Linked DNA regions of Homo sapiens: region 2 is linked to region 1. The links are chromatin loops, found by intact Hi-C in ENCODE. Cell type or tissue: IMR-90. All regions are shown on one strand. Each heading gives the region's core, and the rest is flanking DNA. Links, peaks and the distances in the headings are about the cores only.

The links. Hi-C counts contacts between places; a loop is a spot of excess contacts. Peaks named below come from ENCODE experiments on the same cell type or tissue, not always from the same donor. Only the 100,000 strongest peaks of a DNase experiment are listed, where the experiment ranks them.
Region 2: a loop joins it to region 1, with 1.9 times the contacts of the local background. A loop is called at or near these places in 1 of 110 quality-filtered maps.

What each region holds. Positions count from the first base shown.
Region 1 is chr18:60,370,395-60,376,309 of GRCh38, forward strand. It overlaps MC4R (melanocortin 4 receptor), which reads right to left and starts at 2,381. Exons shown (of 1, transcript NM_005912.3): 1 at 668-2,381. The coding sequence starts at 1,955. The coding sequence ends at 957. In IMR-90, for the core only: no CTCF peak of the experiment used is centred there; a DNase peak (open chromatin) is centred at 2,427; H3K4me3 peaks cover 276 bases; H3K27me3 peaks cover 178 bases.
Region 2 is chr18:60,192,095-60,198,009 of GRCh38, forward strand. It overlaps the pseudogene LOC342784. Among named protein-coding and RNA genes, the nearest start is that of LINC03111, 70 kb to the left of the region's middle. In IMR-90, for the core only: no CTCF peak of the experiment used is centred there; no DNase peak of the experiment used is centred there.

The DNA.
Region 1 (5,915 bases), core at 597-4,596:
AGTAAACAGCAAGTCATTTTCATGTGAAATGAGAAAGAATTCGATGTCAGTCCTGTACTTCTCTAGAAACAGGAAGCTAAATCTCTCAGTACAATATTACCTTTTCTGGACACTTCAGCAGACCCTGAATCCTTGTTTAAAGGGGGCATAAATCCCCATTCTCTGTTTTATTAATATTGTTTAGGGATAATTTGGTAACAGGAAATTTAGCTTGACATGGCAACTTAGGTTTTCCAGGACACTTTCATCCCTATAGCTGCCTTTTCCCACCCACCCCAAACCGAATTGCCTGTGTGAAATATCAGGCTGTTTGCTAAGGGAGATGAATCTTTCTGTGTCTGAGAAGTACACATAGTTTTCTAACTCAGCATCTCTCTTTTTTCAGCACCTGTTTTTCTCTCTAGAGGAGCTTCATTTCTACTTCTGCACAGGGAGGATGAACAAACCTTTAATTAAATTACTTGAAATTTCAGTGATGATATTTTTAAAAATGATTATACATCTATTCTTTAAATATTTTCCCTTAACTGCTAGAATGAACTCTCTACATTTCAATGGTGGATAATATAATATAATAAAGCATTTATTAGAATATGTTTAATGAGGCTCTGATTTCTATGTTACGAAAGCACGCAAAGTGTCCAATGCTTATGAATAACACGAAGGAGACATTGTTAAGCTTTTAATAAGGACTTTTCTTTTTGTAAATCCACAGTGCCTACAACCTATAACATAGATTCATATTTTATGGCCAAAAAAGTAGCATGACATTGGAAATAATACAGAGACTGGGCATTTTTTCTCATTAAAAATCATAGGCTTAAATTTACACAATGGATATTCTCAACCAGTACCCTACACGGAAGAGAAAGCTGTTGCAGAAGTACAATATTCAGGTAGGGTAAGAGTGAAAAAGTCTCTTATGCATGTTCCTATATTGCGTGCTCTGTCCCCATTTAATATCTGCTAGACAAGTCACAAAGGCCTCCCAGGGGATAGCAACAGATGATCTCTTTGAAGGTTTTCCTCAGTTCTTGACTCCGGAGTGCATAAATCAGAGGATCGATGATTGAATTACACATGATCAGTATGAGATACAAGTTAAAGTGAGACATGAAGCACACACAATATGGATTCTGAGGACAAGAGATGTAGAATATTAAGTGGAGGAAGAATGGGGCCCAGCAGACAACAAAGACGCCAATCAGGATGGTCAAGGTAATCGCTCCCTTCATATTGGCACCTTGGCGGATGGCACCAGTGCCGGGGAGGACAGCAATCCTCTTAATGTGAAGCCTGGCCATCAGGAACATGTGGACATAGAGAGAAGCCATGAGAGCCAGCATGGTGAAGAACATGGTGATGAGGCAGATGATGACAGCACTACTATCTGAGTAAATGATGAACAAAATGCCTGAAACCGTGCAAGCTGCCCAGATACAACTTATGATGATCCCAACCCGCTTAACTGTCATAATGTTATGGTACTGGAGAGCATAGAAGATAGTAAAGTACCTGTCCACTGCAATTGAAAGCAGGCTGCAAATGGATGCAAGCAAGGAGCTACAGATCACCGAGTCAATGACATTATCAATATTCACTGTGAAACTCTGTGCATCCGTATCTGTACTGTTTAATAGGGTGATGACAATGGTTTCTGATCCATTTGAAACGCTCACCAGCATATCAGCCACAGCCAAGCTGCAGATGAAAAAGTACATGGGTGAATGCAGATTCTTGTTCTTGGCTATTGCCACAATCACTAAGATATTCTCCAACAAGCTGATGACACCCAGAGTCACAAACACCTCAGGAGAGACAAAAAGTTGCTCGTAGCACCCTCCATCAGAGTAGCCTTTTCCAAGGGACTCACTGGCATTGCTGTGCAGTCTGTAACTGCTGCGGTTCCAGAGGTGCAGAGAAGTGTGCATCCCACGGTGGGTGGAGTTCACCATGCTGGCAGGAGAATTCCAGTGTCCCCCTGAATTGATTTAACCTCCTGGGTCAGGGAGTCGTCTCAGTTATTTCCTCCAAGTCTTTATCTGTCTGAAAGTTGTGAGGCTAAAATTGCCATGCCTGCTGTGAGTAAATGTCACAAGTCCAGAGCTTGACATGGAGTTTTTAGTCTCTTTTAGGTACGACTCTAATCATCATCACTTTAAAATCTTGGGCTTCAAAATATTCATTCTCAGTTGAAAGAGTCTGCTCTTTGCTTTCTTGTTCTCACTTCTGCTTTAACTTTAATCTTATGCATTCAAGTCTGTTCAAAATAATTTTCCTTGAAGCTGCCATGCCATTGGGAGACGAATCTGTGCGCACATGCTCACATCGGCTGCCTCTCGGAAGCTTCTGTTTCCAGCCTGAGCGTTGCTTTGAGTGTTAGGGGCTGTAGGCGCCAGCTGCTGATTTTTATGATGTGTGGAGAGAAAAAAAACATGTTCACGGTGGCTCCTCCTCTGCTTCCTTCTGACCAATCCCAATGCAATGGGAGTCTGTGAGACAGGATTATGTTTCAGAGACACAAATTGCAGGGTGACACAGATTCAGATGCAGAAGCTCCTGAAGTCTGAAGTCGAGAAGCAAGCCGGATAAGAGACTGAATTTCCCTTTTTAAGTTTTCAAGGGAAACAACTTGATCCCTAGAGGCCATTCTGTGATATCAAAACAAGCTATCTTCAGGCAGCCAGGTTCATTCTTATGTAAAAGACATCATGTGTGTGTGTAAAATGAAATGGAAAGTATACTGTCTTATGTTCCTGAAACAGATACTCTGCTTTTTGGCTAGGATACTGAATTTATTTACCTTCTTAATTTTTTGTTTTTATTAAGAACCCAGCCAGTAGTGGTTCAGTTAAAATACCTGAAAAACAGAGAGGATATTTAATGATACAGATAGACATGGTATGGCTGGAAGAACTATGTAGGTAGCTATAAATTATGAATGGGTTCAAAAGGGGTTGATTTTAATGCACTAATATCCCATATTTCTCTATTGAGGAGTTTGTGTTATAGCTGAAAAAAGGTGCTTTTTATTTACAATATTTTAAACTCATACGGCATTAATGTAACTATGCTTACACTGAACTCAGGAAAATAATAAGCTGCATTCTGTTTTTTTTTTTTAAGCAACTTTTTTTTAAACCTCCAGAGTTTAACGTATCGTAAGTTGAACCGACAAATACCTAGTAACTTTACTTATCAAGCCAAGACTGGTGATACTAGTTAGTTATTGAAGTTTCTGAATATTTTGCTTAAGGTGGTTTGAAAGATGGCAGCAAAGTTACTTTCCAAATTAACTGAACAACAGATTATACAAAATTTTGTATATTCTTTTCTTCTATGATTATTTTTGGTTTTAGTGCTCTATAGTTTGTAGCTGCTTATTTCAGGGTTAATTCTGAATCTCAGTTACTTAGGTTGGGAATGTATCCTCTTTCCTTTTGTGACAGAGACAATACTAAGTATTGTTCCTGAGCATTGAGATAAATTAACGTCTTCCATCCACCTTTGGAATTGGGTAGGACCTTATGACTAAATTCTAGCTAATGGCATGTTGACAGTGGGGCTCATCGCATTAGCTCTTTCATAATTTTACACAAGTTTTCTCTCCTGTCTTTGAAATCTCATGTTACAGGTGGCAGGACCATATCATGAAAGGAGCCTGTCTCTTGAATGATTGCACAGAGCAGAACTCACACCTCCAACTCCCTTCCCCTGTATTTCTGAATGCCTAATCATCTGTATATTGTAAAATGCTGGAATGGGCTTTCCTGAACATCATGAGCTGGAAATAATCTTACCTTCCTCTTGCCTTATTTTTTCTCTTTTTAAAAATTGACATATAATTCACATACCAAAAAAAATCACCTCTTTAGTAATTAAATGGATTTTTGGGGGAATATATTCACAGAGTTGTGCCATAATCATCACTTTCTATTTCTAAAACATTTTCATTATCCCATTAGCAGTTGCTCCCCATTTTACCCTTTCCTTATCCTCTAGGAACTGCTAATCTACTTTCTGTCTCTATCAATGTGCCTATTTTAGACATTTTATATGATTGAAATAATGCAATATGTGGCCTTTTGTGGCTCACTGTTTTCATGTAGCATAATATTTTCAAGGTTTGCTTACACTATAATGTGAATCAGAATTTGATTTTTAAAAAATTAAAACAGGATCTTGCTCTGTCACCCAGGCTGGAGTGCAGTGGCATGATCATGGCTCACTAGGTTCAAGTGATCCTCCTACTTCAGCCTCCTGAGTAGCTGGAACTAAATGTACCTCCACACCCAGCTAGCTTTTAAAAAATAATTTTGTAGAGATTGAATCTCATTATGTTGTCCAGGCTGGTCTCAAACTCTTGGGCTCAAACGATATTCCCATCTCGGTTTCTCCAAGTGCTGAGATTACAGGCATGAGCCACTGTGCCCAGTTTTGATTTGTTTTTATGGCTGAGTAATATTCCATTGTATGTATACATTTATATATATATATATTTTTTTTTTTTTTTTTTTTGAGACGGAGTCTCGCTCTGTCACCCAGGCTGGAGTGCAGTGGTGCAATCTCAGCTCACTGCAAGCTCCGCCTCCTGGGTTCACGCCATTCTCCTGCCTCAGCCTCCCAAGTAGCTGGGACTACAGGTGCCCGCCACCGCACCTTGCTAATTTTTTGTATTTTTAGTAGAGACGGGGTTTCACCGTGGTCTCGATCTCCTGACCTCATGATCCGCCCGCCTCGGCCTCCCAAAGTGCTGGGATTACAGGCATGAACCACTGCACCTGGCTGTATACATTATATTTTTAAATGTATTCATCAGTTGAGGAACATTTGGGTTATTTCCAGTTTTGGCTATCACGAATTATGCTGCTAGGAATATTTATGGACAAATTCTTATGTGACAGATGATTTCAATTCTTTTGGATACACAACCAGGAATGGAATTGCTGAATCATATGATAACTCTGTTTCTTGTTTTGAGGAACTGCCAAACTGTTTTCTGAAGTGGCTGCACCATTTGACATTTCCAGTTAGCAATGTATGAGGGTTCAAATCTCTTCACATTCTTGCTAGCACTTGCTATTGTCCATCTTTTTTATTTTAGCCATCATAAGGATATGAAGTGAACTCTCATTATACTTTTGATTTTCATTTCCCTAATGCCTAATGATACTGAAGATGATTTTACATCCTTACCAGTTACTTGTGTAATAATCTTTGGAGAAATGCCTATTCAAATCCTTTGCTCATTTTTAATTGGATTTTTTTAAATTATTGAGTTGTAGTGGCTCTTTACATATTCTGGGTACTTTTGCCATTTCAATTATTGATAGTGTTCTTGAAACCACAAACCTTTTAATTACGATGATGTTAAATTTATCAAATTTTTTTGGTTGCCTGAGCTTTTGGGATCATATTTAAAAAAGGATTGCCTAACCCATGGTTATTAAAGTTTACACTTATATTTTGATATCTTCTGTTTGATGAGAAATTGTTCTCATAATTTCCTTTAATTTTTACGTATAGTTTTCGCTAATCCTTTGAACATGTTTGAACTGATTTAAAGGCTTTATATATTAAGTGCAACATCTAGACTTCCCCAGGAATAATTTCTGCTGACTTCCTTTTCCTAATGTGTATGGGCTATATTTTCTTATTTATTTGCCTGCATTTTATTTATTCATTTTTGTTAGAAACGGGGAATTTTGAATAACACAATCCAGCAACCCTGAAAATCAGATTTTCTCTCTTACCCAGGGTTTGTTGTTGTTGTTGTTTGTTATTGTTGTTGTTCAGTAATTTTTCTTAAATAATTCTAGAATGTCTGTATTCTTTGTCTTGTATGATCAATGAGGTCTCTGCTCTGATAGCTTATTGGTCAGCTGATAAGTGGACAGAGATTTCCTTAGATGTCA
Region 2 (5,915 bases), core at 1,080-5,079, 180 kb before region 1:
CTTTCTGTTCCTGCTGGAGGAAGACGTCATTTCCATGCTGTTAGCATGTGAAACAATAGTGGGGCTGACAACGGAAGTGCCTTCGTTTGTTGGTTAACTGACTTATACTTCTGACTTTAATTGAGAGTGGTCAGGCATTTATTGGCTTAGAAAGCTCACACATAAGGAACTCACATGTCCTCTAAAATGGTAATGTAGCTGCTTTTATTTTTCAAACATAGATTTGACACCTAGACACAAACCATGTCATTATAATCAAATTGCAATAGTCAACTTTATATTTAAGGCATTCAAACTCCCACTAATTTAGTAGATAGTCTGATGACCAAGGAAAGACCATCTCATTACAAAATGGTGTTTACTTAAAAATGTGAACTGCCCAAAAGATATTGTCCCTAAAATTTCTACTGACACTGTCATTCAGCTTTCTCCAGAGAAACAGAACCAATAAGATATATCTCCTATATCACTAGTATATTTAGTTCTTACTTATTTTAGAGATCAAAAAATTGGCTTATGAGATTACAGAGGCTGCGAAGTCCAAAATTTGTAGGACAGGCTGGTAGGCTGAAGATTCAGATAGGAGCTGATGTTTCAGTTTTAAAGCCAAATGTCTTCCTCCCCAGGGGTACCTCAGTCTTGCTTTTAAGGCTTTCCCAACTGATTGAATGAGGCCTACTCCTATTACTGAGAATAATCTTTACCTAAAGTAAACTGAGCGTAGATAACCACATCTACAAAATTCCTTTGCAGCAACATTTAGATTAGTGTTGGATTGAATCACTGGGCACTGTAGTCAAGTTGACACATAAAGCTTACCAGGACACATTTTCCTCAGGAACAAACTCTACTTTCCAATCTTTACATTTCCAAGATTTGAGAATTCTTAATGTTAAACTCGATGTGAAATAATTTGTTGAACGTTCTTGTTTATTTTTTCGTTCCCCAAATGTCTCTAGATTTATTCACTCTAACAGACATATTGTAAGTGACTACTATATACTTGGCACTGGCAAGGTGTAAGGCCACACATACACCGGGAACTGTGCCTGTCTTCCAGGAGCTGTCTACCATCATCCTTGTGTAGGTTCTCCAGCCTGATGTTGAAATTATTGCAATAAAACCATTCATTTGATGTTGCTTCTCCCTTGCCCTCTTCCTTGTGTTGTCTGGCGGGGAATGATTGCATGTCTTAATAGGCTGTCAAAAACCAGTATTAGTTTGTACATGATTGATCTGAATCATAATTCCTTTTTTTTTTTTTGCCTGAGATTTGTCTGTGTAAGTAAACTTGCTACCGAGGAACACATACACAATTACTTAGCAGTTTAAATTCATATTAATATTTATAGCATTTATTCTTGCTGGAATGAACATATAGTTTGTATTCCTACATGTAAGAATATTATTGGAAAAAAGTAAATTTGCATGAACCAATCTAAGAGCAAACATACATCTTCATCTACTTGTTGCTACCCTAGTCTTCCTTAGCTCTCAAAAATCTAGTAGTTAATAAACCCAAAAACACATACACGAGTTAATTTTTTAAATTGGTACATAATATTTGTATGTATTTATGGAGTATCTGTGATATTTTGTTACATGCATAGAATGAATAATGATCAAGTTAGGATATGTATGGTATCCATTCTCTTCAGTATGTATTATTTCTATGTGTTAGGAACATTTCAAGTCCTGTATAATTATTTTGAAATGTGCAATACATTGTTGTCAACTGTAGTCAGTCACCCTATATGACACTTCATCTGGAAATCCTTCCTGATTTAATTCTAAGAATCTGAGTTGCTTTTCACTACAATTTCCTAAGTCCAGACATCAGTGACTTCCTCGGGGGCTAATTTGCAAGGGAAATAATGAGGAACAGCAGGACTCTTAGGAGCTGCAAAGGTAATTTGCTTATTTAACTATTACTAAGGGCAGGAGGAACAGCCAGGCCAAAATGGCCTGTGCTTTTGCATAGCATCATGGCTATTAGAATAGGGGCCTACCATCCCATTTTAAAAAGTGGTGAAGAAATAAAACAGGATAAAAGACAAGTAAAGAAAACCTGAAATTGAGCAGCATCCTTAAGACAGTTATGAAAACAGAATAGTTACTGACATAGAAAAATCCTATTCATTTCATTGCTTTTTCTTTAAAACATTTTCTACTGTGGTAAAATAATATAACAATTTCTGTTCTCCCTTTATTATCTAGCTATTTGGTAATACGGAATGTCTTTGTATATAGAAAATGATAATATAAAAATCATATAGCCAGTCTCTGGTCCCAGATGCTGTTCTTCTCCATCCATTTCTTTTTCTTCTAAGAGATGTGCAGTCCATTAATCTGATATTTAGGAATGGCCTATTGTGAATGTTCACAAGTGATTGTGGTGAATCTAATCTTTATTAGTTTGAAACTCTTTTACATATTATATAATTAGTAAGCATTTATTATTTCTGTATCCTGGTGGATAAATTCAATATTAATTTCTTTGATAGTTACAATGCATTCTTTACAGTGAATAATTCTGGGCAATACGTTCTTTTTCTAGGCACTCTCTATGAAGCAGCTGCAGATTGTATATTATTTTATTAGTCATGGTGACCTTAACTGAGATGAAACATTTCGGAATTTATGTCCTGAACCAAGTAACAGTGTTTAAATTACTTAACTCTCCAATATTTCAAACAATGCAACCATCCATCAAAGCTAAATGTTATTAATATAAAACTAATGCCTTGAGGGAAAAAAGGGAATAGGAGTACTAGGTACGAGACAGTCTTTGGTTCTCTCTTGGCAAGTTTATATGCATATTTTTAAACTTTTAAAAAATTTTGGATCCGGTTTGCTTCAGTGTTTAGAATATTTTAGTTGAAAGTATATATTTTTAAAAATTGTACTCATCTCTACAAAATTAAATGACAGAAGAGCTATTTGGGGGTCATTATACTAGAATAGCAATGGGTACAAATCGCAGAGTTAAGTTGAAAAACTATAGCACATGTTAATTGAGTTTACATAAACTCAATTCTGATCCTGCACCCATTGAATAGGTTCCTTTTTTGGAGTTTCTTCTCTCAGAGTCATCCTAAGCTCCTGGGGCTAAGGAAGGGCCACAGTTTCAGGGAAGCATCTCAGGGCCTTACTGATCACTGATGAGATACCTGCATTTCTCTGCCTGTTGAGTTGGGTTTTGTGGCCCTTCTTGTTGTAAAGCCTGCTCTCATCTTTGGCGAGACTAGGAATCTGGCTGCCCAGCACTGATTCTTACGAGGTGCTCCATAGACCCATACCACTGAGGGCCTCAGGAGGGGATGGGAGTGGAGACAGAGCAGAAGCCCAGATTGCTCCCTGCAGTCAGAGTCCTCCTCCCCTGAGAGCCTCAGACTTGGATTTCTCTGGGGCCCCTGGAGCATCTCTTCACTTCTTGTAGGCTTCAGAGGTACCCACCCTCTCTCCAATAAAATGACTTACAGTCTTTTAAAAAGGCTTTCCAGCTGGGCATGGTGGCTCATGCCTGTAATCCCAGCACTTTGGGAGGCTGAGGCAGGTGGATCACTTGAAGTTAGGAGTTAGAGACCAGCCTGGCCAACATGGCAAAACCCTGTCTCTACTAAAAATACAAAAATTAGGCGGGCGTGGTGGCATTCACCTATAATCCCAGCTACTCGGGAGGCTGAGGCAGGAGAATTGCTTGAACCCAGGAGGTGGAGTTTGCAGTGAGCCGAGATTGTGCCACCGCACTTCAGCCTGGGCAGCAGAGTAAGACTGTCTCAAAAAAAAAAAAAAAAAACTTTCCAAAGACCTAGATATACACATATATATACACATATTTACACATATATTCACATACACACATATATATATATATATATATACACATATATATATATATATTTTTTTTTTTTTTTGAGATGGAGTTTTATTCTTGTTGCCCAGGCCGGAGTGCAATGGCTGATCTCAACTCATCGTAGCCTCGCCTCCTGGGTTCAAGTGATTCTCCTGCCTCAGCCTCCCGAGTAGCTGGGATTACAGGCATGTGCCACCACGCCCAGCTATTTTTTTTTGTATTTTTAGTAGAGACGGGGTTTCACCATGTTAGCCAGGATGGTCTTGATCTCCCAACCTCAGGTGATCCACCCACCTCGGCTTCCCAAAGTGCTGGGATTACAGGCATGAGCCACTGTGCCCGGCCCAAGACCTAGATATTAAAACAAAACAAAACAAAACACACAAAAAAACTGTGTTCCCAGTCACATGCCCTCAGACTCCTCACAGCCAGCGATGGAAGTGAGACCCCCCCCAGTAACAGAGGGGGTGGCGACTGCTGTGGCCACTGGATTTCAGCCTCTTTCCAGCAGCGACTCTAAGAAGCGCAGCGAAACTCAACCGTATCCAATCCAGTTAGTTACTGGCCCAGAATTATAGCTTCCACCTGCACCTTCTAGCCACCATGGCAACCTCCTCTGAAGAAGTTTTGCTGATTGTAAAGAAAGTGCGTCAAAAGAAGCAGGATGGAGCTCTATACCTCATGGCAGAAAGAATTGCTTGGGCACCTGAAGGCAAAAATAGATTTACAGTCAGCCGTATGTATGTAGATGTTAAATGTCAGAAAATTAGTCCAGAAGGCAAAGCTACAATTCAGCATCAGCTGGACCTACATGAAGGAGATACAATTAACTTCCGTTTTCCCAGTGAAAACACAGCAGTGAAAGAGCAAGATGCAGTAAAGGACCTTCAGCAGCTGCTTCCCAAATTCAAGAGGAAAGCAAATAAAGAACTGGAAGAGAAGAACAGAATGCTGCAAGAAGATCCTGTTTTGTTTCAGCTTTATAAAGATCTTGTTGTGAGCCAAGTGATGAGTGCTGAGGAATTCTGGGCCAATCATTTAAATGGGAATGCAACAGAAAATTCTTCCACATCCAATCATAAGCAGGATGTTGGCATTTCTGCTGCATATCTGGCTGATGTCTGGCCCGAAACCGATGGCTGTAACGGTCTGAAATATAATTTAACTTCTGATATCATTGAGTTCATATTTAGGACCTATCCAGCAGTGAAAATGAAATATGCAGAAAGTGTTCCCCACAACATGACAGAGAAGGGATTCTGGACACGTTTTTTCCAGTCCCATTATTTTCACAGGGATTGGCTGAATACAGGGTCAAAGGATCTCTCTGCAGAATGTGCCAAAATAGATGAAAAAGGCCTTAAAACAATGGTTTCATTAGGAGTGAAAAACCCACTACTAGAATTAACAGCTTTGGGAAATAAGCCATTAGATGAGGGCTATGGCATTTCCTCTGTGCCATCTGCTTCCAATTCTAAATCCATAGAAGAGAATAGTAATGCTGCCATCAAGAGATTTAACCATCACAGTGCCATGGTCCTGGCAGCTGGACTCAGGAAACAAGAAGCAGAAAATGAGCAAAATAGCCCAGCAGCATGGATGGAAATTCCAGAGATGCAGACTGCTTTCAGCCAGTAGTCAAAAGGGCGAAATCGCAAGAGTCCAGTGAATATGAAGACTTGGGGAAAGATAATTCTATAAAAATGATTGCACTAAACCTCAAGAAGTCAGGTAGGTATTATCATGGTCTAACTCCAGTCTAGTCACTACAGTATGCAACAATAAGGACATTATTCTTTTCAAAGTATTGGGCAAGAAATGGAAGCTTATATACCCAAGTTAATTGAGGTTCTCTTGAGTAGTGCTGCCAGTAGTACCATCATAGCACTGTCACCTGCAGGGGACCTTATGCAGGGAGGAACACAGCAAACCATAAACCAGATGGTGCCAAGTGATATTCAGTCTGAATTGAAACACTTGTATGTAGCTGTTGGAGAACTTCTATGGCATTTCTGGTCCTACTTTCCTGTTAATACACCATTCCTAGAAGAAAGGGTAG